Linked DNA regions of Mus musculus: all the other regions are linked to region 3. The links are chromatin loops, found by intact Hi-C in ENCODE. Cell type or tissue: heart. All regions are shown on one strand. Each heading gives the region's core, and the rest is flanking DNA. Links, peaks and the distances in the headings are about the cores only. Region 1 holds the start of Yju2 (YJU2 splicing factor). Region 2 holds the start of Zfp119b (zinc finger protein 119b). Region 3 overlaps Pot1b (protection of telomeres 1B).

Region 1 (10,332 bases), core at 2,333-10,332, 250 kb before region 3:
TCTGGGCTGTGAGGCAGTGGGCAGTGCCACCAGACAGAAGAGCTGGTAAGGTTGTAGCAAGTTCAGAACCCCAGTAAATCTTATAATTGAGAACAGTGGGAATTCAAACTAGCTCCTGACCAAACCAAACCAAACCCAAAACTCCTTGAGTTCTTCATGTTAATGAGGTTATCAAGATAGGCCTGGAGTGTTTAGTCAATGAGTTTCCCTTCCTGGGCATCCCTTTCTGCAAAAGGTATTTAATCTCTGGTTCACGCTGAGTGAGATGTAAGCATCCCCATCTGGCATGAATAAAGCAGTCTGGACAAGCCCTTCATCAAGGACTGCCACGGGGTGCGGGTGGGGAAAGGAAACCTTCATCATACAGGCCATGCCTAAGTCTCCAGAAGAGGCCCCTCTCTACATTTGGCACTCAGCCAAGTGGGATCCTCCCCTCCGGAGCTCACTGTGGGCTTGTGGATCCCATCGTAGACTCTGTTTCACTTTCCCTGAGCGCTGTGTTGGCGGCCCAGCGGCAAGGAAGAGACTCAGCCTGACACCGCTGCCTTTCACCTCCCCTGAGCAGCAGCACATCCCGCAGTATTGCGACACCCCAGGGTTGAGGCAGAAACACAAAGTGACCCTGCGCTGTGTGCTCATCTAGCTTTATCTTCTTGCTTACAAACTACACAGATGACCCAACGTGCCGTGTGTCTGTCGGGGTGGTGGAAGCAGGGGGCCATGAAGTGAATGAGGCTAGCCTGGGCTACAGAAGACCTTAATCAAAAATAAGGGGATGAGGGGCTAGATCCTGGCTGCCACTGCAGAGGAGCTGGTTCAGTTCCCAGTGCTGACATGGTGGCTCACAAACTCTGTAAGTCCAGTGGCTGGGGACCTAAGCCCACCCCTTGTGGTCTTCCTGGGCACCAGACACACAAACGTGACACATGTAAAATAAACTGTAACTTCCTCAAGCTTATGTTTTGTTCACTTTAATCAAGTCCTATTTTTTTTTCCTATTTTTCTTCGAGGCAGGGTTCTCTGTATAGCCCTGGCTGTCCTGGAACTCAGAAATCCGCCTGCCTCTGCCTCCCATGTGCTGGGATTAAAGGCGTGCGCCACCACTGCCCGGCTTTTTTTTTTTTTTTTTTCCAAATCCTATTTTTTTTTTTTTTTTAGGTTAAAGCTTATAGTGAAAAAATAACAACCAAATAAACCAACCAACCAAAAAAACCCAACCCAATCTAAACCAACCCAAAACCCCACAGCCTCCAGTGGTGCCGACAGGAAGAGTGCTTTTCCTCTCCTAGCTTTCCCCAAGTCCTCAGGCTTTTGTGCTTGCGCAGTGGCTCAGGAAGAACATTTGCCTAGAGAATGTGAAGCTCTGACCTCCATCCCAAGAAACACGAAAGAACAGAAGAAAATCATGACTTTTATCCAGATGTGGTGGCATAAGGCTGCCGTCCTAGCAGCCCAGAGGTGGAGGCCGGAGGATCAGGATCACAGTCACCCGAGTACATCGGAGTTTGAGTCCAGCCTGTGCTACAGGACACTGTCGAAGCAAAGCAACAAGCAAGGCCCAGAACAACATGATTTTTTCCTGACCCCGCAACATATCCCATACCTTGCACACATGCAGGTGGGCAGGCTTTTCTGTGTGTGGTTCTGCTGCAAGCACCTTCCCAACACTCTGCCCTTTTGTGGAGTGTTCACAGAGGGAAAGCGAATGAATGAAGCCCCTACCTTGAAGGTGATCTCGGCCAAGCAGCGCGTGCACTTGATGTAGAATCGGAAGATTGGCAGGCCCAGGTAAGCCTCGTTCTGGACTGTTTCCTTTCGTGCATTGAACTTCTTCCCCTTGTAGATGTATTCTCCACACGTCTTACACCTGCAGCCGGGGCAGGCGCGTGAGTGTCTGTCCTCTGCTCTAGCACCCAGTGGCAGCATATGTACCTTATAGGTAGGAGGGACTGGGTGTATGGAGCTTCTGAGAACTGCCAAGGGGACAGCAGAATCCTGACCCTGGCTGCTCCCCCCACTTCCTGTCCTGGTTTACTGCTGTACCTACAAACACCTCTGGCTTAGTCCTACCTCAGGGCCTTTTCTCTGCTGTCCTGGCAGCCTGAGATTCTAACACTTCCCTGACTGTCCGGCTGGCAGACCACCTGCCCTGCCTGCCTCATGTGTCCTTGTGTTACTACAGAGGATGGGTATGACTCCCACTCCCCACCAGCCTCTGAGGGTCAGGAGGCTCCCCTCGCCCCATCAATGATACGTGCCTGACAACTGCCTGCAGAGGAGTGCGGTGGTGTGGATGAGAATGGTCCCTAAGAGTCATAGATTTGAATGCTTAGTCACCGAGGAGTCTTGGGGGGTCGGGAGGAGGAAGATGATTAGGAGGTGTGGCCTTGCTGGAGAAGTGTCACTAGGGGTGAGTTATGAGGTTTCAGAAACCCACAGCACATCTGGTGTTTCTCTCTTTCTGCCTGCAGATCAGGATGTAGTCTCCAACTACTTCTCAAGCACCATGACTGCCATGTTCCCCACCATGGTGACAATGGACTAACCCTCTGAAACTGTAAGCAAACTCCAATTAGATGCTTTCTCTTCTAAGAGCTCCCATGTTCACAGTGTCTAAGACAGGAGCAAACAAAGAAATGAAGACAAGATATAATCAATTAGTCACACGGACAGCTTCTCCATCCTCAGTGACTGTACAGGTGTGACTTACAGGATTGTGATTCTCACACACAGTCAAGTGTGAATAACTGTCTGGTTCAAAGCTGGTTGAACCCAGGAAAGTGGGGGTGAAGGTCTAAGAGGAGGCTGGCAGCCTGCCTGGGATGAGATGGGAGACAGGCTCTGTCAGAGAAGCTGGCTACAAGAGATCTGCAGGCAGATGCCATAGGTGGTGCAAAGGCCCTGGGCAGGAGGAGGGCTGCCACTAGAGGGTCCAAAATCCTGCAGGGCCAAGTGTCACTCTGATTTTCTACTGAGATAGGGGTTGGGGACTCTGTGAGGGTGGGAACTATTATCTTTGTTTGTTGTTTCTCCAGAGAATCAGCCTCCAGCCTCATGTCCCCAGGGATTCACCTCATGTTGAAGGGGGCCATCAGACGCACCACATACTGCCGGTCCTTGGGTAGCTTGAGTTTCGGGATCTTCGATGGGTCAAAGTCAGGTGGGTAGTATTTCTGTGGAGAAGAGGGCGTTGCTGTTTTCTGGTGCTCAGGTCCCATACGGGCAGGAATGGGGTCTGAGAGCCATGTTAGCAGACGCAGGATACTCTGGTTTAAGGGATCTATCTGCTCAGGATTCAGCTTGCTGGAGCCTTTCCAGACATGAGCTGTTTGAAGCACAGTCATGAGAAGAGAAGTTGGGACAGGGAGGAGTGCACAAGCTTCCAACACAAATTATATAGTGTGGTGGGTCACTTTCCTACGCTGTGACATGCCTTCTAGGGAAGGTTCTAGAGGCCCAGGGTTTGCAGTAAGGGTGGACCCCTGCTGCCTATCACATGATAAGATTCTAGACACTCATGAGGAAATGGAGGCCCGACATAAATCAGACCTTGTCAATGGTGGCCTAACCTGCACTAGGGTACCACACAGGCTGCAGGGCACCATCCCAGGGCAAAATCTGGCCAGTGAATCTCCTTGGGGAGAACAGGCTCTGGCCTCTCTGTGTGCTTGGGAGGCTGGGGTGAGGCGCACAGGGACAACCACTCTGGGTTACTGGCATGCCAATGTCCAAACCCAGCACCCGGGAATTTGAGACAGGGGGCTGAAGAGAGACAACTCCCCTCTCCCCCAAAAAGAAGCTATGTGGACCACCAACAAGGAGGCTCTGCTTTTGACACCTACTGGCAACCAGGCTCACGAGAGAGGAAGCTTTGCTAATTCAGGCGGTAGACGGGAATGATGGTGTACAACTGTCATACCAGCACTCAGGAGGCTGATGCAGAACTGTGAGTTTACAGTCAGCCTGGGCAGTGCACACAAACGTGCTGCACAGACAGACATGAAGGAAAAACATAAAGTGAAAATAAAACTAATCCTTTAAAAAGTGAATATAGCCCATCTTAGGTGTACAAACTTTTGGTCTGTGAGTTCGAGGCCATTCTGGGCCTTCTGTGTACAGTGAAACCTTAACCCAAAGCAAACATTTAAAAAACAGATCCAGGAAATGGAGAGCAAAATTTTCCAAGAGTGGAGACTGAGTCACCCCAGAAACCCCAACATGATGTAGACATCTCTGCAAAAGGTTTCGGATATTAATTCAACAAAAGCCGGGAAGAACTGAGGTGACCAACAACATCCCCTGATCTGATCTGGGGAAAACCCACAAAGAAGCAGTCCTGCCCCCAATTGGGTAAAGTGACAGAAGCTCCGCTTCCCTGGTGATGATTGGTTACTCACGAAGCTGGGGGGGGGGGGGCGGGGAGAGGGGGAAGCTAACGACCGCCCCCAAAAATGTGATTGGCAAGAGTTTGGAAAGCTCCCGCCCGACTGGAAGACGCGCGTGCGTGTGCGTGCGTGTGCGCGAGAGGGGCTTGCAAAAGGAAATGACCGGAAGGAAGCACGCCTCGCCCGGAGCCCTCGCACACTTCACCCTCTGTAGGAACATTTAGACTCTGAGCACTTACGTTTAAAACTTTCCGTTCCGACATTTTCGCTTCCTGTCCAGCGAACAAGCGAAGAAGCGGTCCTCAGTCTACGGGGAGTTTCTCCGATTCAGCGCCTCAGTGTCGCCACTTCCTAAGCCGGCTCACTGGTTGGTGCCTACCCGCTTCATCGTTCTCATTGGCTGCAATCTTTGTCGATCCGAGTCGGGAGTGCGCTTCCGTTCCCTTCCGGGTGCCGGTAGTTGAAACCCGAAATAAAGGTTCCGGGACATGTGGATCCTGTGTGCGCTTATCTAGCACACTGAAAGGATGGAGAAAGCTGCCTGGGATAATAACATTTTCTCTCCTAACTCTGATCAACAATGCTGTTTGTTTTTTTGAGTCAGAGTCTCACTGTGTGTCCCTGGCTGTCCTGTAACTCACTATGTAGCTCAGGGTGGTCACAAACTAAAGGAGATCCTCCTGCTTGTGAGTTCTGGGACCAAATAATTAAAGGCCACCATGTCCCGTTCTGGTGTTCCTTCTTCTTAAGTTTCTTTATTTCTGCTGCTGGGGATGGAATCCAGGGTCTTTGCATATGCCAGGCAGGCACTCTACCACAGAAAACACCACCCAGCGCTCTAATGCTGGGAGGTAGCCTCTCACTAAGATGCCCAGGCTGGCCTGGAGCAGACTCTGCAGTCCAGCTTGGCCTTAAATTTGAAACAATCTTACTGCAAGCCTGGAATCAGTGACCTGCCTGGTTTTCATTGTGTTTTGTTGGTGGTGGTGGTGGTGTGTGCGTGCGCGCGTGCGTTTCTTCTTTCTTCTCCTTTTTTTTTTTTTTTTTTTTCGAGACAGGGTTTCTCTGTGTGGTCCTGGCTGTTCTGGAACTCACTTTATAGACCAGGCTGGTCTCGAACTCAGAAACCTGCCTGCCTCTGCCTCCCAAGTGCTGGGATTAAAGGCCTGTGCCACCACCACCCGGTGCGTTTCTTCTTTTATGAGAGAGGAACTCACCACGTAATCCAGGCTGACCTTGAAAACTCAGTAGTCCTCCCCTCCCTCTGACTCCCAAGTGCTGGGTTTACAAATAAGAGACACTGTGCCCAACTCTTTTTACTTTTTTCTTTAAAAAATAGTATCTTTGCTGTTGTTTTGTTTTTGTTTTTGAGACAGGGTTTCTCTGTGTAGTGCTGGCTGTCCTGGAACTCAGTCTGTAGACCAGGTTGGCCTCAAACTCAACAAAGATGCGCCTGTGGCTGCCTCTAGTGTTGGGGATTAAAGACATGCACCACCACTGCCAGGCTTAGTATTCGTTTTTTACATTTGTTTATTTATTATTTGTGCCTACAAAATATGACAAGCCCCAGCATTGAGCCCAGCCCCCATTGCTCCTCCTCCTCCTATTCTTTTGGTCTTTTTGAAACAGGATTTCTAGGCTGGTCTTTAGCTTGCCACCATCCTCCATCCCTACCCCCACCCTCGATATCCTCATTTCAACAAGGCTGGGCTTTGTCCTATTTTCCTCTTAGCTGAGGAAACAGGTGCTAGGGGTGTGTCTCCAACATTCTCCTACAGGTAGCTCCTGTGCCATGTCCTTTTGCAGGGCCTTGCACCTTGCTCCATCCTCTCCCTTTCTCCCACTTTCATGCCCCCCTTCATGCACTGTACCATGTGGAATTCCTTTTTGAAGCTAGCACCATTCTGTGTCCCCCCAGGCTCCTGACCCTCGAGCCACATTAACTTCTTTTTGTCATGAAGGCCTTGTTTGGGGGCCCGTGGAGATGACTCAGTCGGTGAAGCCTTGGAGGTATGAGGCCTTGAGGTGTGCTGTGTGCACACAAACACAGACAAGCCCCAACGTCACTCACTCCATGGACATGATGGACAGACAGGGATAAAGAGGCGCTCCTGTGCTGGAGCACAGGCTGTTCTAGCTGAAGACCCAGCAGTCACCCTGTGGACCGGTACTCCTGCTTCACGGGCTCTGGCGCCCTCGTCTGGCCTCAGTGGGCACTGCACATAACCCTTTACTTATATTTGAAAATAAAATATTTAAAAATTTAAAATGGGCAAAGAGGAATTCTTAATTTTAATAGTAATTCCTATTGGGTGGTGGTGCACGTCTTTAATCCTAGCACTTAGGAGGCAGAGGCAAGCGATCTCGGTGAGTTTGAAGATAGATTGGTCTACAGAGTCAGTTCTAGGTCAGCCAGGGCTACACAGAGAAACCCGGTCTCAAAACAAAGAAACAAAGAAACAAAACAAAACACCACGATGATGATGATTCTTATTTAATCCGTCTTTCTAATTAAATCACAAAGTTCACAAAGCCCCGCACCGGCAGAAGAAGAAAGATCATCCCACAGGGTTGGAAATTGAGGTCTGAAGAAGTCAAGTGAATTATCCAGTGCTTCGGAGCAGCCCAGTACATGGAAAGTCAGTATTCAGACTCAGGACAGGCCACCCTGCCACCCTCAAGTAGACGACATCAGGGTCTGATATCAAGGATCCAGTCCCTCTTCAGGGCTTATGGGGTGCACTTTCTACTTGCCCAGGGAGGCTCCAGTCACTTGGTTTCCCATAATCTGTGAGGTCCTGAGCTGACACCTGGATGCAATACTTGGCATGGGGTTTCGAGTTCCTGAGGGTGAAAGTCGTGGCTTCAATGGGTCCCACCTGTGGGGAGAAGGGGTGTCAGGCCATTGGAAGGAGGAGGTGGGAAGGACCACAATGCATTGGGGAGCTGGGGAGCTGGCTTGGTGGGTAAAGAGCTTGCAGTGAGTTCGAATTCCCAGCAAGCAGGTAAAGTCTATTGCTGAATCACACCAACAATCTCTACGCTCCAACAGAGGCGATAGGCGGAGACAGGAGATTACCCAGTGGGACCCAGTCTCACTCAGCATCCACCTCTGTGCTCCTCCTTCTTCCAGACCACGCCCCCCTGCGCGCGCAGCTCACCTGGCGGAAGTGAGAGGCTCCTCGGCGCCGGTAGCGGAGTCGGTACTTGAGAGAGAAGATGTCCGGGAAGGGCCAGGAAGCAGGGGGATGCCAGAGCACCTGCAGGCGCTGTCCCGCTGTGCGCAGGCGCACGCCTTCCGGAGGGTCCGGCTTGACTGGTGGGAGCAGGACCGGGGTCAGCGTCCGCTCTGCCGGTTCATCCCTCACACACTAAGTCTTCGTTTGTGACTCTCATTCATTCACATGTTCGCTTTCGCCCTCAGACAGCTATTCATGGATTTGCTCCGTCCTGCCGTTCATTCATACTCACACTTCATTCGTTCACGTATTCACTAAATTCTTCACTAATTCATTCCTCTACTCAGTTACTCACCATCTCACTCACACATTTATTTATTGGTTGATTCAAGTGCAGATTTGTTTCTGGATTCATTAACTCATTCATTTGCGCTTATCGTTTATACACTCATTCGTTCAGGGATCCATTTCCCAGTCATTAGGTCATTCACTGTATCCTTTGTGAATTCATTCATTCACTCCCTAATTGAGTCATTCATTCGTTCATGCACTCACTCATGTCATTCATTCATTTACTCATGGCCTTCATGTATTCATTATGCATTCATTATGTCAGTTGTGCATTTATTCACTCATTCACTAAGTCATTCATGCATTCATTCGTTCATTCATTAAGTCATTCGTGTGCATGCACTCATGTCATTTCTGCCTTCATTCACTCATTATGCATTCATTCATTACTAAATCATTCACTCATCCACTTGATATCTGTCATGCAGGCATTCATTTATTCCTTCATTCGTCTATCTGCTCAAGGAAAAACCATTTGCTGGACCGCTCTCATCACTGCTGATAGAAGTCACAAGGGTTGCACAGGCAAAGAAAAGTGCAAGTCTCCAGTAGGCTGAAGGGCTTTTCTGAGATACAATTCTGAGAGCACAAGTCTCTGCTAGAAGACATCCCGTGCATCTGCAGAGAGCGTTTTCATTACTCCACCTACTTATGGAACACTCCTTCATGACAACACAAGCCATCTTCCTACCCTTCTCTGTCCTCAGCACTCAGGCTTCCTGTCTCTAGACTCCTCTGTACTGCAGCCCACACTGGGTGGGTTGAGTCTGGGTTGCTCACTGAGCGTAGTGTCCTCAAGGTCCCGCCACAGCTGTTGGTGCCAGAGCCCCACTCTCTCTTTGTTAGGGCTGAGTAACGCTAGATAAGCACTGGGTGCCCATCGCTCCATGGGAACGCACGGGGCACTGGCCTTCTGGATGCCAGCAATGATGTTGCCAAGGATTGGTAGGGAGGAACAGCTTTATTGCTGTTGAGCAGATCCTTAGGATTGGAGTTGGGCGATCATGTCGAGACTTCAGGTTTAAACCCTCGAGAGCTGTGTAGCCTTTCACCGACCTGCATCAGCTTTTGTTCTTGGCTTTCTTTTCTGAGACAGGTGCTCAGGAGTGACCCTGGCTTGCATTGAACATGATCTGTAGATCAGGCTGGCCTTGAATTCTCAGAGATCTGCCTACCTCTGGGATTAAAGACTTGTACACCACCTTTGGCTTTCATCCTCTCTTAACTGTGACTATTGCTTATGTTTAATGATATACTTTTGGGGAGGCCTCACTGAGGAGCCAACATTGGAGCAGAGACCCAGGAAAGCCAAGGAAGGAAGCAATGCAAAGGCCCCGGGGCATCGACAGGAAGCCTGTGAGGCGGGAGCAGAGCCAAAGGATGGAAGCTGCAGGGACAAAGCAAGAGGTGGGTGGGGGTAGGGGGGCGGCGGCAGGGAGGAGCCACGGGATGGAGCAGGTGGAGAGGGGCAGGGAGGACAGACACTCACTGATTCGCTCAGCCACAAAGGCTAGGAGGCTGCTGCTGGCGCCGCCTGGGTGCACTGCAGTGACATTTAGCATGTAGGGCACCGTGGAGAACAGGTGCACGTCGGGGATGGTGCATCGGGAGGCCTGGGGGCTCCGTTGTAGGCAGGGCTGGCTCTGCTGCTGGGTGGCCACACCGAGCCTGCATGGGAAGCACCATGGTGAATCTCGAAAGGAACCTGGGTGCCCGTGAGGCCCCAGCTCACCCACAGCTGACTGTGGGTCACGCTCAGGGGGTGATATGCTCAGGGGGACTTGGGGACTGTGGATTCTGAAGAACTCCCTAGAATACCCACACCCCACACTTGTTCTGTTGCTTTAGAAGCAGGTTCCCAAGGGGCCTAGGCTGCCTCCTACCCTGAGTGGATCAGGACATTGGAATCTCTTGATACTTGGCTTCCTCCTAAACCCTTTCCATTTTCTGACCTGTAAGTGGCAATGAAGGACGTGGATCTGGTGGAGTTGGGAGCCTGGAGAGGAGTCCAGGAGCAGTCCACGGCCACGGGATACCGAGAAGCATGGCATTGCACTCTGGGCTGGCTTAGAGCCACGAGAGCTGGAGGAGACAAAGGAACAGGAGCTTCCGTAGGCCATGTAGGACCTGTTATGCATGGAAGCATGAGCTCCTATACTTACTACAAACCCCAAGGTTCTTAGCTCAATTTCTAGATGAGAAAACTGAGGTTTTTTTGTTTTTTTGTTTTTTTTTTTTTTTGGTTTTTCGAGACAGGGTTTCTCTGTGTAGCCCTGACTGTCCTGGAATTCACTCTGTAGACCAGGCTGGCCTGGAACTCAGAAATCCACCTGCCTCTGCCTCCTAAGTGCTGGGATTAAAGGCGTGTGCCACCACTGCCTGGCCTGAGGTTTTTTTTTTTTTTTCTTCTTTTTTTC
Region 2 (10,752 bases), core at 1,652-9,651, 240 kb before region 3:
TTGTAGAAAGACAGAGAAAGGGAGAAAAGTAGAGAAGTAGAGGGTGACCATGGCCACATGGAAGAAGGGAAGAAGGGAGGGGGAGAGAGGGAGCAAAAGGGCTAGAGAGAAAGCAAGAGAAGCAAGAGAGAGAGGCAAGAGAGGCAAGAGAGCGGCAAGAGAGAGAGGCAAGAGAGAGAGGGGGGGCAAGCAGATCCTTTTGTAGTGGGCTGGGTTACCTTGCTGTTGCAGGGTAACTGTGGGGAGGAGCATACCTAGCTATTGCCAGGTAACTGTCGGGGTGGAGTCTGGACAGCCTACGTGACTGATGGCCACAGAATTATGGAGCTGGATCCTCTCGTCAGGAGTCTATGTCTGGGAACATGGCAAACTGGCCTCCTGTCCCTTGAAGATCAATCTGTTGGGTTTCCGAGGTTTGAACCTAGCTCAGCCAGAAAATGGGCTGCCTTTCACAGTCCCACACAGGGCGGCCTGCTGCACCTTTAGAGCCTCCTTCTTGGGACCAAGCTATGATCTGGTAAGGGGAGGGGCTCCATGAACAGCCATGATGAGGCAAGCAGAAATCAGTGACTTCTGCACCTCTACTGGGCAGCTTGGTAAAAGGTCATGGATTCAGGCTTGGAGCCAAGCTGATTCAGTACTTGTACTAGTACAGCCCACAGCTGAAATAGCTGAGCATCCCACTCACTACACTCTCAAAAAGAGAAGGGTCACCATAGAACTCCTGGTTGTGGTCATCATGGCTATCTTAATTTCACATTAGGTCATAATTGGGGAGGCACATGACTCCAGCAAGGTCACCTTGGAAATGTAGGCTTAGATTTTTTTTTTTTTTTGTAGAGAAAAACACATCAAAGAACTTCTCATACTATTCTGGTGACTTCTTGTCACTTCTACAGATTTGGACCAATTGGCAGAGCCTTGTGGTTTCTTCTGGATTGAACTGCCATTGCTGATTCATGGATAGTGTTTGCACGTGGATAGAGCTACCGGTGCTGATTTGTGTGAACTGAACTGCCAATGTCCTGACAACAAAGATTGAAATAGCCCCAAAGAACTATTTCTTCCATTTTGAGGAGGGGTTGAGTAAAGTTTAAGTTCCCAAGATCTCCCTGGGAACTGATGGCTGACTTAGCAGAGAGACATGTATGCGGGTAACTGACATCTTGGTTGGTAAGTTAAGACATAATATTAGATAAGTTGAATTGACGACTAAAATCCTGTCCTTACATTGATGGATCTTCTCTATACAACAATGAATTAAGAGACTGCAGATTTTTGATGGATATTTTTCATATATATAAATTATTTTTGATTTTTTGAGACAGGGTTTCTCTGTGCAGCTCTGGCTGTCCTGGAACTCACTCTGTAGATCAGGCTGGCCTCGAACTCAGAAATCTGCCTGCCTCTGATTCCCAAGTGGTGGGATTAAAGGCATGCGCCACCACTGCCCAGCTATTTTTCATATTTTTAAATTGAACTTTTGTTTTTTTAAAGCAAAAAGAACATCATAGCAGATTTTTCATAGCTGCCTTGAGGTATGACTAGCTCAGAAACTAGCAAATTTCCTCTGTGCTTTCTCAGTTTCATAGCAAAACCAGACGAATGCCCCAGAAACGGGACCTCAGCCCCTAAGAGGCTGGTCAGAGTGGGGATATGGCTCAGTAGATGGATGATGCCAGCAGAGGTTCAAGTCACCATACTTTCCTTTCTGGCTGGGATGGTGGGAGTCCCTCACCTCATGTAGGTGTCATAGTACTACAAAAGTTTTGGGGTTAGGGTTGGCCTTGCCAGACCATACATTTCCTCTAGCCCTAAAGGTAACCCCTGAGTTCAGGTACATTCTAAGATTGCAGGTCTTTGGAATGGGGATTCACTATCACGGAGTCATCTCCAACTTCCTGTAGTCAGGGCTTCAGGTACAGGGAACACAGGCATAGGAGCAGTAGGAAGTGAGGCGTCACTTTTTCTTCCAGGTGAGAAGGTCCTTATAAGGCTGGAAGGAAGGAGTGGCCTGTCCTGAGGCTGAGTGGGGTCTATCAGATGGAAGGCATGCAGCCAAGCTCTCAGACCCCTGTTGCACATCTACACAGCACTTCAGCAGGAGGTTGGCCGTGGGTAGATGTCATGTACCCAGGACCCCTGTGAAGATCACAGTAGCATATGTAATGTCACAGGACTTCAGTAGGGGGAGTCACTGCCTAGATGCGTGATGAAAAGCCCTCTCTTGGGGTCCCAGAGCCTCAGCGTTCCCACAAGAAATGGTTCCTGTCACAAATGAACTATTGTAAAGAGCCGATGGCCACAGAATAGATCCCGTCTTCAGTCTGGATGCTGTGTAAGCACTGCCTGAGCAGGCCAAAGGCAAAGTCCCCGCCCCAGAGAGAGACCTTGGTGCATCCTCCTAAGGCTGTGATTGGACAGGTCCCGTCTTCACGGTTTACTTCACTCATTTTAGTATAGATTTCTTTGCTTTTTGTCTTTCTTTCTTAAATTTTTTTCTTTGTCAACTCAGAATAGCATTAGTTGTTTAATCCAGCAGGAACTGCCCAGGAGATAGGAATTTCCGTGAAATACTCTTCAGTTGTAGGAAGTTGGTGGGAACTGTGAATGCTCTGCTTCCTAGTGTGACGCTGGCAGTGTGGTGAAGGTCTATTTTGAGCAGTGGTTGTACTAACACACAGCTAGCTATTCTGCCGGATTTTCTCTGTCTTGGTGATTTTTAAATTTTTTTTGTTTGTATTGATTTCTGTTTAAAAATTCTGAATTTGCTGGGCAGTGGTGGCACATGCCTTTAATCCCAGCACTTGGGAGACAGAGGCAGGTGGATTTCTGAGTTCAAGGCCAGCCTGGTCTACAAAGTGAGTTCCAGGACAGCCAGGGCTATACAGAGAAACCCTGTCTCGAAAACAAAACAAACAAAACAAAACAAAACAAAACAAAAATCTGAATCTGTGCCATTGAGACATGTGTGAGCAAACATACCATAGCACATATGTAAAGGTCAGAGGACAAGTTGGAGGAGTGGCTTCTCTCCTGTGTATTGACCTCAGGATATCACACTTGATTGCAAGTGTCCTTCCTTACTGAGCAAACTACCTGGTTCCTCTCACAGTATTCCCTTCTGATCCACCTATTTCAGTATGTTGGTTGTAGTAGCTCTACTTTCATTAAAAACAAACAAACAAACAAACAAACAAACAAACCAACAACAAAAAAACCCGGGCACTCATTCTAGAGCCCCTCCCATGTGTGGCCAGAATCCACTGAGCATAATAGAAAAGTTATTTTGAGGAAGGGTCTGGCTAAGTTAACCAAGTATTTTGTAAACACAGCCTGTAGTCATACCAGGCCTTAAACTTGTGATGCTTCGGACTCACCATTCCATGTGGTGGGATTCCAAGAACAGACCACCACTCTTGACTCTAAATGCATGTGAGAAATTAGCAATTTGTGTCGGCCTTTTTTCAAAAGGTAGTTTAGCTAAAGGTGTTTCAATTATGGTTTTAAAAAAAATCAACTTTTGGTGCCATTAGTAGTTTATTATTCCCTATCATGTAGCTGTCATCTCCAATCTCTCCTACTCTTTCTTTCTCAGCACTAGCTGTCCATGAATTGATTCTTGGGTTCCTATTTTCATATGTGTTTTTGTTTAGGTTGGAGGTGGGTCTTTGGGGAGCTAGGCCTATCCAAGGCTTTCTCAGATGCCCCGATGAAAGCACCAAGGGATCATTGCTTTTGTGACCTCTCCAAGAGCAGACTTGGGAAGGTCTGGTCTGGTGCTTGGGCAAGCATCTTGAAGGAGTCAAAGGAACCACGGTCTTCAGTTATCAGTCTCATGGGTATCAGTCTCATGGCCAGTGTGTGCTCACTATGAGGTATCTATCCTGTGTCCTTCTAGCCAACATTGCTAAATTATCTTTCTGCTGACTGTCTCATTCTCCACCTATAGTGTATCAGAGCTGTATATCATCTGAAAAAACTTGCTTAACATGAGCCATCATGTTATGCAAGACATAGTGACCCCAAACTTTCTATTTTTGTCTTCTCCTCCCAGGTTCTCACCCTGGTCACCTCCCCTTTGGGGGCCAGAATAGTTGGTGTTTGGGTTCATAGACCAAGCTGGTTTAAACTTTTTTTTTTTTTGTGAGACAGGATTGCTTTGTGTATCCCTCCCTGGCTGTCCTGGAACTACTCTTTATACTAGGCTTAAACTTTTGATGTCCTGACTCCATTTCCCAAGTGCTGGCATGATGAGCCAGTGCAACCACTAAAGGCTGGGAATGTGTGTTTTGGCTACCAGTGTTTAACTGAGAGAAGTGTGAGCAATTTAGATGAGTCTTTTTAAAAAATGGTTGATGCCCGGTGAATATCAACCAGGAGGTTTAAATTTGACCTGGATAGTCTGGGTGCCCTTTTGGCTGTGAGGCAGGTGGATCACTCCACTTGAGGTTGTTTAGTGATCTGTGTATGCTAGAGACCTTGTGCCTAGATTAAATAGCCTCCTGGGTGCAGCAGAGCAGGGACGACTGCAGTCCTGCTGTTAGGAAACATTATATAGTAAGGTGAAGTAGCTTTGGCAGATCGAGCCGAAGTGTGTCCTGAGAAATTACGCCATGCATCTGGTGTAAAAAAACTTTATTGGGGGTGGGGGTTGGGGGACTGAGGTCCTGGGGAAGGGACAGAGGCAGAGAAGTGGACATGACAGACAGAGAGAGAAAGAAGCGCACACGGGGAACAGAGAGACGGCCTGCTGAGTAGGGAGAGAGCTCCGGTGGCTTAGGTGGATACATTCATCCTGAAACAGACCGGGCGCGCCTGGTGGCATCAGCAAATGATGGCATCTGATGACAGAAGTCTCTGCTAGGTCCCCGAGAGTAGGTTTGTGGACCTGCCTGTACGCTAACAGGCGCAAGTTCTGTGGCGATATGTCCCTGTCTCTCCGCGTCTGGGACAGTTCTGTGCCTGAGCGGAGACCAGGACTGGGAACCACTGTGCTGTGACACTTCACAGCCCTCGGTGTCTAGGGGAGCTGTCACTCATTCCTCACTAGCCAATCACGGCCGCATGGATCCGCTAGCCAGAATGGGGAGAGCACTTCCGTTCCCTAATACTAAAGGTTCGGGCTCGGGTCTGAGGGAGGCTCTTGTGGTTCTGTGTCCTGGTCTGCCACCCGCTGCCGGGAGCTGTGAGGAGAGCGGGGCGAGCTCGGTCTCCACGCCATGGTGAGCGGGGCCGCCGTCCCCACGCGGGGAGGAGCCGCGGGAGACTGTGTTGGGTTCCTCCCGGGGTGCGGGAACCGGCGGTCAGACTCGCCGCCCGGCGTGATTGCGTTTGTTCACCTGAGGTCCCTGCACCTCCGGAGCGGAAGCGCGACGTCTGACTTCGATCCCGGGCTGCGCCTGCGCAGAGTGTGGGGCGCGGGTCCTGGAGTGAAAACATCCTTGTTGCTGACGTCACCATGCAGTGAGCGCCTCAGCTGCTTTTCCTGTGTCCAGGGAAGGCAGATATGCTGACATGGAGAACCCTAGTTTCTCCGGTGTCTTCTACAAGTTCTGCACTTGGCACTTGATGTTCAGGAGTAGGATCCGTCCGCAGTTAGCTCTGTGCAGATGCAAAGTGTTTGCCATCGACACAGACTTGTAGATGCCTTGACCGTCCAGTAACGTGTGTTAGTAAGGCCAGGCTCACTGGGTTTCCTGGTCTCTTTCATCAACATTTACTCTATTTTACTTGTGTATTTTTTTTTTTTTCTGTCTAAGTTTGTTCTCATGTTCTGTTGATCTCTATTCTTTCCCAGGAAGTACTGTGCAGGCAGGTTTTTCCGGTTCCCTGAGAGAACTGGGTGGGGAGGGAAACAAGGGATAATACAGAGAAAAGATACATACTTAGATCTGAGTTTGGTCAGGCAGTGGTGGCGCACGCCTTTAATCCCAGCACTTGGGAGGCAGAGGCAGGTGGATTTCTGAGTTCGAGGCCAGCCTGGTCTACAGAGTGAGGTCCAGGACAGCCAGGGCTACACAGAGAATCCCTGTCTTGAAAAAGCCAAAACCAAACCAAACAAAAGAACAACAACAAACAGAAAAAACATAACAAAAAACCCCTGAGTTTGCAGGCCTCCAATTGTTTAATCTCTACTTAGACAAGGTAAGGAAGGTTATATTAAGAAAACCTGTATCCCAGCCAAAGGAGTTGTCTCTTCCCTATTTGGAAGAAATATTTTCTATCTTTTGTCTATCTGTCTGCTTATTTTTTTTTCTTGCTGTTTATATTTTCTTTCTTTATTGCAGCTGTTTGAGGTTTTGATGTCAGGTTATCGCTGTGTTTAGTATATGTCCAGTTTTGTGTGTTGATTATTTTTTTCATTCTTGGTTACTTATTTTCATCAGTTTCCTTTGGTATCAAAAATGGTGACACTTTTTATTGGGCATTTGTTGAATTTATAGCTCAAATTCTGCATTGTGATATTTTAGCATACTAGCCAAGATGGCAGCATACTACACAGTTGCTTTCTACTCAAGGTTAGGTCATTTCCTGCTAAGGTGAGGCCATCTTCCATCTTCTCAAAGGTTAAATGTAAAGTGCTACAGCCTTTTCCTTAGAAATACCCTTTTACGAGGTTGGCATAAACATAGAAGGAGATGGTACCTATGTCATGGTCTAGGCAGGTAGACCTCCCCACAGTTATGGAATAGAAGATAGATGTCCATGGCCTCAAGCAGAGACAGTTGATTCCATCCTTGTCTTACCATATAGATTGTATTGTGGAAGGCACGCTTTGTCATCTACCTATTTTACCTTCTCAGTCCTCAGACTCAAAGTATTGCTTTGCCTCATGTTATTCCAATTGAGTATGATCTGAGCTGTGATCAGACAGATCTCCTTGTTGGCTGGAATGTAAGACTTCCACATTTCAACTAGTTAAATAGTTGAATCACATTGAAAGCCTTGATAACCTTGTGTTGCACGTCTGCACAGCTAGAAATGCAGCTCCCACACGGCATCATCTACAACAGTCACACTTTAAGCACGCGAGAGAGTGCCTTCATTGCTTCCTCCTGACCTCATCCAAGGTTTTCCAGGTTCCATGAGGGAATGGTGCAGGGAGGGAAACGAGGAATAATACCATGTACTCAGAAAAAAGATAAGGACTTAAGCTGCAGTTTGGGGGCCTCCAATTGTTTAATCTCTTCCTGGAGAGGCTAGGGAAGGTTATATTAAGGAAGCCTATAACCTACTGAGAGGAGCTGGTTCCTCACTGTTCGGATGAAATATTGTCTTTGTCTTTTTCTCATTTTCTTTTTTCTCTCTTTCCCCCTTTCTCTACTTCCTTTATTTTCTTTCACTTTTTTCCCTTCAGAGCTGCTTTCTACTTAGGTTATGTACCTGTCATGGTTTATATTAGCTCAACAGCCTCATGGTCCTATTTTTGGTTGCTTGGTCTTCAATTAGTAGAACTGTGTAAACTTAAGCAGTATGACCTATGGGAGAAGGTTTGTCTTATTTGTTCAGGTGTGTAATTCTAGGTGACTTTTTGAGGTTTCAAAAGACCAGAGCAAGGCAGGTGTTTCTTTCTGTTGTCTGCCTGTGTATCAGGATGTAACACTCAGCCCCATGCCTGCCTATCATGATGCTTCCTTTCAAGATGACAATGGACTATCACTATAATCACTCCCAAATGTATTCCATTATTAGAGTTGCCTTGGTCATATTGCACTTTCACAGCCATCGGACAGTCACTAAGACAGGTTGTTTGTATAATAACTTGACATATTCTCTCCTTATTCTGTCTTGTGAAATCAAGGCTAAATGAAAGGATAATGGACTGATCTCTAGACAAAATATTGAGTCTGTGGCACGGTTATTACTCATGACTCATACAGGGTCACAGAGAAAAAGAGACACAACAGGGACAGAAATTAATGTCACCTGTGTGGTTGTAAAGAAAAAGAGGTGTAAGTAAATTTAGACCGCAGTCATGTGCTGGAACCGATTCAGTAGTTATCAGTGAGACTAGGGCCATTAAAGAAAACGCACATGCTCTTCTTTGCACAAATAGAGAATGTGTTGTGAGGGTGCTGTACCACACAGCAAAGTGTTTAATTATGGGAGGAAAAGGTAATGTTATTCACCACCACTTCAGACCCTATCCATACTTAATGGAATGTAAAATAGAAGCATTTGCTTTTCTTTGAGAAGGCATTTTTCTAATTTGATATTTTTATGTTTATATTTTTGTCTCTGTTTTCCTACATGTCTTAACATTTGTTATTATTCTGAGCTTTACCCACATCTTGACGTTTAAACTTTGTCAGAGGCTATAATTTTTTTTACACCAGAATGGCATTACATACATGATATTAATACTGATCTCTAGAAATTGGAGTGCAGGTTATGGCACTCCCTATGTTTTTTTGTTTTGTTTTGCTTTGTTTTTAATTGTAAAATATGTGCGTGAGTCTTTTGCTTATAACTATTGATGTGAGCATGGGGAAGCCTGGTGTTCACTGAAGTCATTTAACTCTTCGGAGGAATTTTGTATGAGCCTCTCTGTGCTTTCTATCTTGGTGTGTGTGTGTGTGTGTGTGTGTGTGTTTCCTTGGGACAGGGTCACTTTATGTAACTTTTGATGTCCTGAAGATCACTATGTAGACCAGGTTGTCCTGGAAATCATAGAGATTCACCTACCTCTGTGTCCTGAGGCTGGGATTAAAAGTGAGTGCTACCACACCAGCCCATGTTTTCCCCATGTTAGCCGTTAATAATTTTGATGTAGTTTTGCTGATGTAGCCTCAATTATGCTGCTCTGTTTGTGTCTCTTTGTATATATTAGTAGGCATTTCTCCTACAATGCAGTCTCTCTCTTACTCAGTGTGAACAGAAATGAGAGGCTTGATTCGTCTTTACTGTTTCCTTCTAAAATGAGTTGGTGATTGCATTTGAAATTCTCTGACACGGAATTAGTATGTCTAGTACATAGAATTATCTAAATATATATGCAATGAAGTGTACACTTAAAATGTAGTCAGCTTCACCATATGTATGTGTGTATATTTATATATGTACATTCATCGTATACTTTAGGATGCAGTGACCTATGAGGATGTGCATGTAAACTTCTCTCAAGAAGAATGGGCTTTGCTGGATCCTTCTCAGAAGAGTCTCTACAAAGATGTGATGCTGGAAACCTACTGGAACCTTACTTGTATAGGTAATTATGTGAATTTTCCTTCATTTTCAACTTAAGGGGACATGACTTTGTTAGAGATGGGTGTTCTTCTGTGATTTTGATTGTGAAAGAGGAAGAATTGGTAAATAAATCAAACATTGTTCTAAAGTTCAATAAGAATAACAAGTTAAATTTTGCATAATTTCTAGTAATATACATTTCTGGTACCGTGTTTTAGGCTACAAATGGGAAGACCACAATATTGAGGATCAACATCAGAGTTCTGGAAGACATGGAAGGTAATTTTTATGTGCAAGCTGATACATAGGTGTCTCTGAAGAAATTTTAATGCACCCTAAAATTTTAATGAAAAAAGAAAGTTTAACCAAGCACAGCTTTGTAAGGTTTATTAAATTCTCACATACCATATTTCTTAATGTCAGGTGTTTACAAATTATTCCTTTAATAAACAAGAAAAAGACATAGGGCCTTAACAGATGTCACAGCTTTAATCATAGCCACTTGAGAACCATGTTGTAGTACTGTCCTTTGTTGCAGGACATTTGATCACATTCTGAACCCAAGATTGTGAACTGGAAAAGGCTGTTTGTTGTGGTGGTATGGCTCAGCTCTAGCACACACCAAGAGCTCTCTGTAAACAAGTGTTAAGTAAAGTGAATGATAGGTCAAGAGGCAGAGCAGTTGACCAGTTGACAGGGAGAAAACCCAGGAAAGAAAAAGGAGGATCTTTGGGTTCCAGGGTATTTAAGAGAGCATGGAGCAGCAGAAGGAGCTTTTACCTTCTGGGACATTGGTGGAGTAGGAAGGTCATCTAGGTGTTTTCTCTGCCTCCCTTGAGCTAGCAGGCTTTCACCACAGCATCTGGCTCTCGAGTCTTCATTTGGTAAATCTAATGTTTGGGATTTTGTTTTAAAAACAACAGTCCAACCACTTAGTTTTACACCACTCAAGTATCAGAAAATGCGAACACATTGGTTAGGGGATTAATGTATGTCCAAGACCTGCTTTAAGCAAATCCTCCATAGTGAAGCTAGTGTTATTCATATACTTGTAGGATGTACCATAGTATAGTGAGAGAGGTAGTTTATGAGAGTCAAGAAGGTGTTGTAGTGGAGAAACTTGAATCCCTAAAGCACATGTCTATGAGGAACAAAAAGTTAAAGCATGTGAATGCAATGTGAACACCTTTTATTTGTTATTCTTCCTTGAATAGGTGTATCAACTGTCCCTCTGCATATGGAAAGAAGCAGTGTACCAATCTCTTTCCTAGAACAATTAGAAGAAGATATGTAGTCACCCCCTTTGTGAAAAGAGGAGGTGAATGTGATACAAGTTTACAAGTACTTGGTTTTCCAGCCTCAGTGGGAATACATCAAAATACTGACACTGGAGAAAAGCCCTCTGTGGACAAGGAAAGTGGAAAATCTCCTGTCTGTCCTGGTTCACTTTGCACGTGTAGTGTGACTCACTCTATAGGAGAATGTTATGAATGCAGTCAGTGTGGTAAAGCTCTGAGTTGTTCTCTTCAGAGACATGACCAAACTCATATGGGAAAAGGAAGT
Region 3 (10,752 bases), core at 1,554-9,553:
TGGATTTGTAGTCTTGTCAGTAGTAAGCAGAGATAAACTGCATAGTTTTGATAGCATTTAAAGATTTTAAACTAACTTTATGTATTTGTGCACCTTTATTATCTTGTCATGTTTTGGTTTTAATGGGGCAGTGTAGTTGGATAGAATACTGTTTCTGTACTTCTGTGGGTGAAATGCTTATTCTAACTGGGTTATTTGAGTTGTGTGTTGTCTTAGTCAGGGTTTCTATTCCTGCACAAACATCATGACCAAGAAACAAGTTGGGGAGGAAAGGATTTATTTAGCTTACACTTCCATACTGCTGTTCATCACCAAAGGAAGTCAGGACTGGAACTCAAGCAGGTCAGGGAGCAGGAGCTGATGCAGAGGCCATGGAGGGATGTTCTTTACTGGCTTGCTTCCCCTGGCTTGCTCAGCCTGCTCTCTTATAGAACCCAAGACTACCAGCCCAGAGATGGTCCCACCCACAAGGGGCCTTTCCCCCTTGATCACTAATTGAGAAAATGTCTTACAGTTGGATCTCATGGAGGCATTTCCTCAACTGAGGCTCCTTTCTCTGTGATAACTCCAGCTGTGTCAAGTTGACACAAAACTAGCCAGTACACGTGTAGAATTGGAAATGTTCTCAATGAATTGAATTTGTCAAAATAAACCAACAGTAGACAGACTAGCAGCAGATAAGAGTTAACAGTGTACACAAGCTGTAAAAATGACACAGTAAAAGAAGGTATAGAGTTGAGGCTCGAATACACTCCTCCCCCCTTCGGAATCATTTACTACCCGATTAAAATTGTCCATGGCAAACAAAACAAACAACAGGAACAAACAACTAGGAAAAGAAAATTCATCAGAGGGGCAGATAACACAAAGTTCCTATGTGCTTGGATGTAATGTTGGGTTGTTAGTCTCTTCCTCTGTGCTGAGTCTGATCTTGTTTAATGAAGTTGTTATTAGGGGATAAACGTAGGCTGTTGTCTTTGGCCTGTCTGTTCTCTAAGCAGGTTAGGGAACCTCAAACAGAACCCTCTGTATCTGCTGTTCCCTAAGTGTTCCCTGTCTGATGTCTAGAGCAGAACATACTAGAACAGCAGCATATAAAACAGTTGGATGCTTTCAATTAAACAAACAAACCAAAAGAAACAACCAGATTTCTGCTTTTAGAAAGCCTCCATGTATAAACGAGAGTCTTTTAAACCTGCAGTCATGATCTGTTATTCACAGAAATGCATTGTGAGTGATAGAGGCACTGAGTGAACCTCATAGAGTGTGTTTAACAGACTAAGCTGCTGAGTGTCCATGCAACTGCCATCCTATATGAGGCTCCTTGTTTGAAATATCCTGCCATCATATTCATTGAGGCTTAGATAGACATGCAGAGCTCATGTTAGTGATTGCAGTTATTTCTACTTCTAGGTACTTTGATATGTACTTAAGTTCATTTTAAATAATGTATTAGCCCTTTTAGGGAAAATGGATTTTTCTCTTACCATTCTTTGTGAATGCATTTCCTTCCCCCTTTTCTACTTTGTTCCCTACCAAACCTGTAAATGCCTCTTTGGTAAAGGCTTTGATATGATTTAGTTGAGCCTCCAGATCAATTTGATGGTTTTAGTATCACCAAAGGCCTTATATGGCCTGCAGTGGCCTTTTTTTGATATTAAAACATAGTAAATAAGATTGAAGATGATCAAATTTATAGATGAAATGACTGCTACTTGGGGAAAGTCTGGGATGGTTCTGTGCAAGTGAAAAAAACAAGTATCAACGCCAATTTTCTACCTATATGAACTTTTTAAGTTATGCGCATGTGTGTGTTTGAGTTGGGGTGGGGCCTGTGCAGCTGAGTTGAGATGCCAGTGGAAGCAGGCGGAGGGTGCAGTTGTAAGAGCCACCATGGGGAACTTGAGTGCTAGTAAGTTTACAGTTAACTGTAATTCAAAATATTTGGAGGTAACATGCATACAAATAAACCTTGTCTGTTTTGTTTTCAGGGTTGGGGTAAATCTGTAAAGGGATTTTCCACAGAGCAATGTCTTCGGTAAGGTGATATTTAATTTCATTTAGTATATACAGTGACATGAATCCATACACTTACCCATCTGCTTCATAACTTGATCTACTTTATAGTTTGATGTCCAACTAGCCTACTTTTTATTTGAATTTTTCTCTAGTGACAATAAAATAGAAAACTGATACCTGTACTTTTTTTTATAAGATGATGTTATATTATAGTCATATATTTACCTAATATTTGATTGTTTTGTTATCTTCATTATGTATAATATCTCCTCATAAGCTCTACAGACATAAGAAGAAAAAAAAGCTTTGTGAAGACATTTCAGTTTTTATTATTTTAAGCCACAGGCAAATTAATTTCTTCTGTTTTTTGCCAGCTTGTATTACAATCAGTTTTTATGCACCGTGATTTAACAGATTATATCCATAAAACCCTTTATATTTGTGATACTTTCTTTTAGAACCAATTTTTGCTTTTTATAAAAGTTTGGTGTCACATTATGAACTAACCAGTACCCCGGAGCTCTTGACTCTAGCTGCATATGTATCAAAAGATGGCCTAGTCGGCCATCACTGGAAAGAGAGGCCCATTGGACACGCAAACTTTATATGCCCCAGTACAGGGGAACGCCAGGGCCAAAAAGTGGGAGTGGGTGGGTAGGGGATTGGGGGGGGTGGGTATGGGGAATTTTGGGATAGCATTGGAAATGTAAATGAGCTAAATACCTAATAAAAAATGGAAAAAAAAAGAAATGTATTTCACTTGACAGCTCACAAATATATGGATCTGTTTTTTAATCTGCTCTTTGCTAACATGTATGTTAACAATTGGTGGAAAGCCGATTGCAGTTTCAGACCTCATAGCTCTGTTCCAAATGGTTTGTCTGAGGAACTGAGAGATCAGGAGCAGAGATGAGCTGTTAGCTAAAAAAAAAAAAAAAAAAAAAAAAAAAAAGTTTGGTGTCTAATGCAGCAGACAGAAAGCTCCTGTACTCACAGCTGAGTAAACCTGCAAAGAAAGCAATGTGTTGATAATGTAATGGTACTCATGTTTATTGCTTATTTATTTGCATTTCCGTGTATGTGTGTACGCCTGCTTCAGTTTTTGGGCACCACTTTTGTGCAGGTGCTCACAGAGGCCAGAGGCATTGGATCTCATGGAACTAAGGTTATAAATGTTTTGTGAGCCACTCAGTATGGGTGCTAGAAACCAAGCCATGGTCCTCTGCAAGTAAGTGGCCTTTAACCACTGTGTGTAGCTGGGAAGTACATGCAGATGCCAACAACAGATGTTCCGGTGTCTTTCTGTCTCTCTCTCCACCATATATTCTGAGGCATGCTGTCTCATCAAACTCAGAGCTCGCTAATTCTTGTTCTGCTGGTCAGCTTGCTCCCAAGATCCTCTGACTCTGTCTCCAGAGCATTGTAAGTGCAGGGTAGCTGCACACCTACCTAGCATTGACCACGGTACTCGAGCCTCACACAGTCATGGCCAGTGCTTCCTGCTGACCATCTCTCCAGCCCTGTAGCCCCGATTTTCACATTTTAGGCAGATATTGTCTTGCTTTTTATCCACTGCTGTAAATTATATTTCACTGAATATAAGATTTACTGATGGGGTTTTTGTTTGTTTGTGAGGTCTGGTTGTGGTTGTTGTATTGTTCAGTTGGTTCTGGGCATTAAACCTAGGCTCTTGCAAATGACAGTCAATGCTGTCTCTGGGCTACTTCTTTAGTCCCTAGTCCTTGGATACACATGTCCTCACTCTATAACAAGCTTTGTCTTAAGCCTGCAAGACATAATAAAAGCCTTTCATGTCTTTGCAAAATATAGATAGGGGATGCATATACTGAGTGTTTTTTGAAGATGTTATCAGATTATCTTTAGTGTATTATCATAGTTTATAATAGAAAGCCTCCAGCTGCCACATGAATATGTTTTAGTGTATTTAAAAGTGATTTCCTAGATCTCTGTGATCTAATGCTGCAGAGGTTGATCATTTGTGACAGTTATTAAAAAACAAACAAAGTCACCCAAACCAAAAAACTCTTAGCTTAACTGTGCTGGCACATGCTGTGGTCCTAGCATGCCATTACTCAAGAGAATTAGGCAGTAGGATCACATACTGGGTCTCTCAAGGAGACTGTGCCTCAAACCAGAAAACAAAATCTTACTTGGTAGCAACACTGGTCACATTTAAGATCTGTTTGCAAGGTTATTCTGGGCAGGAATATTCTTGTTCTTATACTATTAACCATAAAACAATGAAATGCCCCAGTTAGCACCATCACAAAAGGGAGTATGAGCTCATGTTATCAGCCTAGAACATGGGAAGCTGCTATAAAAAGTGTATGTTTTTGTTACAGATATGAGACATAGCTTTTTGCATCACCTCAACAGATCGCTTGCAGATCCCTGATGTAAAGTTATGTCCAAGTGCTTTTAAGTACAGTTTGCTCTGTGGATTTTGTTTTGTTCCATGCTACCACCTACCAGTGATACACATTCGCTAATCATTCCCCTTACCTAGCCCTGTTAATTCTTCCCTCTATATGTTTGTCTCTTAAGTTCAAAATGGTTTCAGTGCCTCCTACCTTCTATAGACTACTCTTAGGGACCCCACGTTGTACTGTCATCAAGGAAGACAGATTGACTACTTGTTTACTTGGAATTATTGAGTGAATTTATGTGTAATAGTTACAGATAATTTTTATTGAAGGGTACATTAACCTAACTTGTAAGAGAATTGAGTATATATAAAAATCAATGTATTATTTTATATTGAAAATAGTAACTTACCTATTAAATGGGTAGTGACTAATTTTTGTGGAATGACAAATTAATAATTTAAAAGTGTTTTTGTTGTTTGTGCATTTGAGTAAATAGTGGTTCATATCCCTAAGCTCTGCTAGCTCTCCCACTCATCACAGTGTCAGGGACATGCTTGTTAACGTTAGAATACTGGATGCATTCTCAGAGCTTCGGCCAGGGCTTTTCTTTCTGTTTCTTTTCCTGAGCTCCATGGTAATTGATGGGCTCCAGGTCCTTGAGAGCACAGAGCTGTGGTCGCCCCCTGGGCTTCCAGAGATGCCCTCACTCATCTCCGTCAGGAAGACTCTTAGAGCTGTAACGTTGATGACACACAGAGTTGAAAGGATTGTCTTCCAGCTTGCCAGCTTCTAAATTTTAATGGATTTTTTTATACTTTCTTGTTAAAGAAGTATAATTAGTATTTAAGCTGTTATAGGCTGATGCATTGATTTCAATAGATGAACTAGTTGTTATCAATAGTATAATCTTCTGAAGCTGTACATTGTTTTTTTTTTATATTTTAAACCACGTATTTTATTGAAAATACTTAATTTGACTAATTTAAAAAATATGAATAAAATGCCAAACTTTTTCACATAAATTATCATTTTGGTTTTGCCTACTCTAACACCCTTTTTCTTTATGACTAATTTTGAGAGTAAGGGCTGTGCTGCCCCCTGGTGGTCAGTCACTTAGAACACAGCTAAGTCTGTGAATCTGCCCATGTGTATGTAATTCCTGAGTGAATGACTTGAGTGAATGATTTTGGTCTTCAGGAAACACATTCCCCCACTGACATTTAGCCAAGCTCAACAAAATGGCTCTTCCTAAGTTTTCCTTTTCTTTTCTGTGTGTTTGTTTGTTTCTGGTTTTCATTTTTAGACATGGTCTTATGTAGCCCAGGCTAGCCTGGAACTCACCATATAGCCAAGGGTGGATGGGAACTTCAGGTTCTCCTACATGTACCTTTCTCCAGTGCTGACTATAGGTGAGCCACCAAACCTGGCTTTAGGGGGTGCTAGTGAGAGAACCAGGGCTTTCTGTATGCTTGACAGCACTTCACCAGATAAGCTACATCACCGACTTTAAAGACAAAAGCCTGTCAATATATAAAAGGATGGTGAGACATCAGTCTGCCACGGCAGCTTTGCCAGTGCCAGGTTTGCCACTGATTTTCTTCTTTTCCTCTCTGGTTTTGTTTTTGGTTTTTTTGGAGACAGGGTCTCATTAAGTAGCCTTGGATGGCCTAGAAGTCACTATTGTAGACCAGGGTGGCCATGGCCATGAGTCACAGAGATCCACCTGCCTGTACCATGAATTTGCAGCAATCCTCCTGCTTCAGATTCCCAAGTGCTGGGATTATAGGTGTGAGCTATCATGCCCTTAACACCATCTTTATTAAAATTGATGCCACTACTCTGGAAAACTCCATGTCCGCTTTTTGGGAACAGGAGACCTTGCCTCAGGTTTCCAGAAGCCAACCCTGAAAGGAGACAGTGGCACAGCCTAAGCTCATTCTCCAGACCAAACACTGTAGACTTGAGGTTCTTCAGTTCTCCCCGTGTCTTAGGAGCTCTCCTGTTGCTGTCACGGACTTCACACAGCATGGCCAGGTCCTGATTTCCATGGGTGCTGTTCATAGTTGCCTTATAGAGCATTTGCTCCAGGTCTCTCAGCTTCTGTCGGAGAACCTTAATGTCTGGCTTGAAGCCTTCTACTTCCAGGATTGTTCAATGCTCCACAGCATTATAGGTCTTTGTCATTATCTGTAAGCGCTTACCCATCTTGTGATCCTTGAAGATCTCTCTCCTTCCTCCTCCTTCCTCCCGAATTCGAACAAGTTCTTCTTCTAGAGAAATGTACTGTTCTTGGTACGTGTTGGATAGCTTTTTCTCTTGTATTAGCTTATCCTTAGGAGAATTAGTATATTCATTTTGAGCATGATGACTCTCGTGTAAAATGGGAACTACTTTTCCAAGTTTGTTTTCTTTCTTCTTACAGTGTGCTCTATACTGCATAATCTTTGACATCAGGTGATCTTTCTCAAGCATCCATACCTTCTCTTTATTTTGGTTTTCAAATTTTAGTTGTAGAAAGTCCTTGGTGTTCTCGTAGAGCAGTTCTTGGGTATTATGGAGAGACTTGGTCAGCTCCTTAATTTTCTCTTGGTTTCTCTGGTGCTGAACTTGGATATCCTCGACTCTGATCCATGAGCCCTTCCCTTCAACTTGCTCTCTAGAAAGCTTCATCTGCTCTCCCAGCTGCACCTGAAATGCTTCCACCTGCAGGAGGAGTGTCTCTGTGTCCCTCTGGTTGCGCTCAGAAATGTCCTCTTTGTCCTTTATTCTTACTTGTCTTCTGCTTACTCCAGGGTCTGCTTTAGAAGCAGAAGGCTCACACACATCTGCAGCCCGGAGAGTCTTCAGGAGAATGCTGACTTTGTGGGGAGGCTCCTTATGAAAATAGGTCACCTGACCAGCTCCTGGCCCCACAAGAGCTAACAGCTTCTGAATCTTTTTCTTGGCTTCCAGTTCTCTGATTCTTAGTCAGTCTTTTTCTGAGTAGAGTTGTAAAACGTGTTCCCTTTCCTGGAAGAGGCAGACCTGCATATTAGGGCTTTCTGCAATTCCGCAATCTCTTCCTCCCTCTGCTGCAAGTTCCACTCACGTTTATGCTGCTCTTCGCAAGCGTCTCTGTAGAGATTAGCTTCTTCAGCAGGTCTTCATTCTCTGACTCACAATTAGCCATTTTCTTCTGATAGTACTCTAGAAGCTCCTGAGAAGGGCAAAGGACAGCCAGTTGATCCTCGACTGAAGGCAGAGGAGTTGACTCCATTGAGTCTGCCATTTTCTTCCACCTGTTGATATCACCAAAGCCGTTGCCAGCACCATGTTTGGAGGCAATTGATATTAGGTTTAGAGGTTCAGTCCATTATCATCAAGGTAGGAACATGGCAGCATCCAGGCAGGCATGGTGCAGGAGGAGCTGAGAGTTCTACATTTTCGTCTGAAGGCTGCTAGCAGAATGCTGAAGCTGTACATTGTTATCTATTGTCACTACCTCTTCCCCAGGAAGTCATTTTCTTCAGGATAAATCTTCTAAAGTGAAATAATATAAGCTTGGTAATTTACAGGTGTTATCATAATATTGAAAAATGTAAATCACCTGCTAAATTCTGCTAAATTCACCAGCTATTCTTTCTTTCTTTAGGCCCCAGTAGCACCTTCTACATACACACCCCTAAATCTACTTAAGGAAGGCACTGTTGTCAATGTCTGTGGTGTTGTGAAGTTCTTTAAGCCTCCGTACTTAAGCAAAGGAACAGGTAAGTATTGAGATGTCGGGTGTTTTATGGACAAGAGCTCTGTTGGAACTCAGGACCACAACTCCTTTTGTGACCTGGGTCTCAGAACACTTTCAATCCTGATTTTCAGATGCCAAGCAATACCGATGTGTGTTCTTTAGTCATTTTAATTTATGAAGTGAATGTAGTCGTTAGATTTCTGAGTTTTGCTCAACACAATACAAGTAAAATTTTGGAAAGATGTTAAGTTACATGGAAACATAAGTATTAAGTTTGTGTATGAAGGTAAATATGTCACCAAATACTAAACATTCCAGTACTGTAACAGTCGCACATCAGTCATTTTCAAGTCTGGCACAAAAATGAAAAACAGGAAGAAAAAACAAAAACCCAGGTAAGTATAGCATGCATTAATGGATACAATGTGTAGACTGTTTCAAGATGATAAGGTGTGTTGGGAGAGGAAGTGAAAGAGTATTTTTGTGTGATGAAATAATTCACCTGCTGACCATCTCCTCAGCCCCTGCATCATCTCCTTCCAGTCCCTGCCCTGACTTCCATCAGTGAGACTGTAAGCTATGTGGTGAAATAAACTCGTCCTTCCCCAAGTTGCTTTTGACCATGGTGTTTTATCACAGCACTAGATCCCCAACTATAAGACATTCCCTACCCTGATTTCTTCAGTAGGAGGGCATATGTTCCGATGCACTTTTTCTTTGATAAGTATGTTGTAAGTGTCAATATCCCTTTATTCTTCCTTCATACTTGAGAATCTGCACACTATTGCAAAGCATTGAACAAAATAGAAAACAAGGAGAATCAAATGGTTTTGAATTTCTCTGACTGTATTGGTAATATCCCACCACAAATGGGGCTATTAGTCCTTTTCTCGTTCATTATAAAACTACTGGACTGTGTCCTGCTAATTCTCTCATCTTAGGAGTGACAGACAGCATAGGTGCATTGCATCTGGCTGTCAATATTTTCAGAAAGGGGATATTTTAGATCATATCTTCTTTTACTGTGGAAAATACTATTTCTTTAGAACTTCATTGCTTTCTTTTTTTTTAGATGTTTGTTTATTTCCTTTTTTTGCTTTGTTTTCCTTATTCACTGTTATGCATTCATTTAAAAATGTCTACATTAATTTATTTTGTGGGGTATTTGATGAGGATAGACTTCTTTCTACTTTCTTGACTTTAAAGTGATTAAAAAGTTATTACTTCTCTAGAAAATCAGTATAGAATATTTATATTTATTTCCTTTTATATTTTAAGGTTGATTTTTGCAGTGTGATAGTTCTATCTTTTTATTAAAAGACAATAATAGGGAAGAGTAATATTTCTCTGGCATTCTTAAGTAAGCATATTCTATTTTAGAAGCACTTTCAATTACCTTAATTTGTGTTAAATATTTTTTTCCCAGATTATTGCTCTGTTGTCACGATTGTGGACCAGACAAATGTGAAGTTAACATGCATGCTCTTTAGTAGAGACTACGATACCCTTCCCAGCGTTTATAAAGTTGGAGACATCGTTTGCTTCCAAGGGCTGAAGGTGTGCTTTATACTTTCTATAGTCGACATACACTGGAGAAGAAGTCTGCTAGTAGTAATTATGTGCCTTTTCAGAGAGAGACATTAAACATTCTAAGAGACAAATGTAAATGGTGTCAGGCATCAATTATTTAAGTGAATCACCTGCCCTCCTTCCCAAGACATGCTTCAGAAACTGTGATGGGGACTAGATCCAGTTTGTCCTCTTATTTCCAAATATAATCTATTTTATCCAGTTTCCATGTAGAATTTGTCAAGGGTGAAAGCACAGACTGTTGTCCCTTTTTAATTTACTTTTATTTAAGTTTGGGTCTTACTGTTGCTCTCGCTGACTTCAGGCATCTGAAATGTGGGCTGTGGAGTCTTGATAAGCTGAGGAGGGGAAGATTAAAATTCAGTTCAACCTCATCAGGACAAGGCACCAAAGAGTAAAGGCTATGCAAAACATGCCATAAGTCTGTTTTACCCATGGGTACTTGACTGAAAGCTATGCTGTATAGGTAGGGCAAGGTCACTTAAGGATTGTAGAACCAGGGAACTGGAGAGATGCAAGAGTAGGGGTGCTGCAGGGCCAGCTTAGTGAGGCTTAAATAACTTTATACTTTGTTAACAATTACTGTTTTTTTCTTAGTTTGTGATAAATTATTCTCAGATGCAACTTAAAAAAGAAAAGTTCAATTTGGCTCAGTCTCATGGTAGAGATGTTGGTGGCATTGTTCCTCATGTGACTGCCAGAGCAGGAAGCAGAGAAAACAAGACTAGAATTAAAGGTGGTGGATACCTTGTTCCAACACCTAGGGTCATATACCATAGCAGCCACAAGCATTACTACCACAGGAGCGTGTGGCAGGCCTTGCACACACAGTAACAAGTACCTCGTCCAGCTCAGGTAGGACAGCACCAAGACTTTCCTCATCCCACAGAAGTCCTTTTCCTGTAGGAAGGCTTCTCCTGCACATAGGTCAAAACCTACAGGTTCCACAAAGAAGGCTGTTTGCAGGATGAGCCCCACTGGAAAGAAAGGGCTTTGTGGAATCCTTGAGTGTCATACAGATTCACCCTAAGA

What was found. Hi-C counts contacts between places; a loop is a spot of excess contacts. Peaks named below come from ENCODE experiments on the same cell type or tissue, not always from the same donor. Only the 100,000 strongest peaks of a DNase experiment are listed, where the experiment ranks them.
Region 1: it touches region 3 in a loop (7-fold over the local background); 15 of 42 quality-filtered maps call a loop at or near these places.
Region 2: it touches region 3 in a loop (4-fold over the local background); 12 of 42 quality-filtered maps call a loop at or near these places.

Annotation. Positions count from the first base shown.
Region 1 is chr17:55,953,554-55,963,885 of GRCm38, reverse strand. It overlaps Ebi3 (Epstein-Barr virus induced gene 3), which reads right to left. Exons shown (of 5, transcript NM_015766.2): 2 at 9,868-9,997; 3 at 9,405-9,583; 4 at 7,547-7,701; 5 at 6,864-7,264. The coding sequence ends at 7,109. It overlaps Yju2 (YJU2 splicing factor), which reads right to left and starts at 4,699. Exons shown (of 8, transcript NM_028381.3): 1 at 4,625-4,699; 2 at 3,073-3,173; 3 at 1,723-1,867. The coding sequence starts at 4,648. Gm16712 (predicted gene, 16712) reads left to right here and starts at 4,485. Exons shown (of 3, transcript NR_108021.1): 1 at 4,485-4,752; 2 at 6,910-7,024; 3 at 7,519-9,115. It also overlaps a transcript of Zfp119b not described here. In heart, for the core only: a CTCF peak has its summit at 6,585 (motif pointing left); DNase peaks (open chromatin) are centred at 3,545, 4,755, 6,475 and 7,565; H3K4me3 peaks cover 2,677 bases; H3K27ac peaks cover 1,931 bases; H3K27me3 peaks cover 2,637 bases.
Region 2 is chr17:55,939,645-55,950,396 of GRCm38, reverse strand. Zfp119b (zinc finger protein 119b) reads left to right here and starts at 5,138. Exons shown (of 4, transcript NM_146249.4): 1 at 5,138-5,225; 2 at 9,085-9,211; 3 at 9,408-9,468; 4 at 10,404-10,752. The coding sequence starts at 5,223. In heart, for the core only: no CTCF peak of the experiment used is centred there; DNase peaks (open chromatin) are centred at 5,056 and 5,386; H3K4me3 peaks cover 1,723 bases; H3K27ac peaks cover 1,380 bases; H3K27me3 peaks cover 390 bases.
Region 3 is chr17:55,697,392-55,708,143 of GRCm38, reverse strand. It overlaps Pot1b (protection of telomeres 1B), which reads left to right. Exons shown (of 17, transcript NM_028370.2): 3 at 1,992-2,038; 4 at 8,038-8,152; 5 at 9,557-9,687. The coding sequence starts at 2,030. It also overlaps the pseudogene Gm18648. Among named protein-coding and RNA genes, the nearest start is that of Pot1b, 9.9 kb to the left of the region's middle. In heart, for the core only: a CTCF peak has its summit at 5,511 (motif pointing left); no DNase peak of the experiment used is centred there.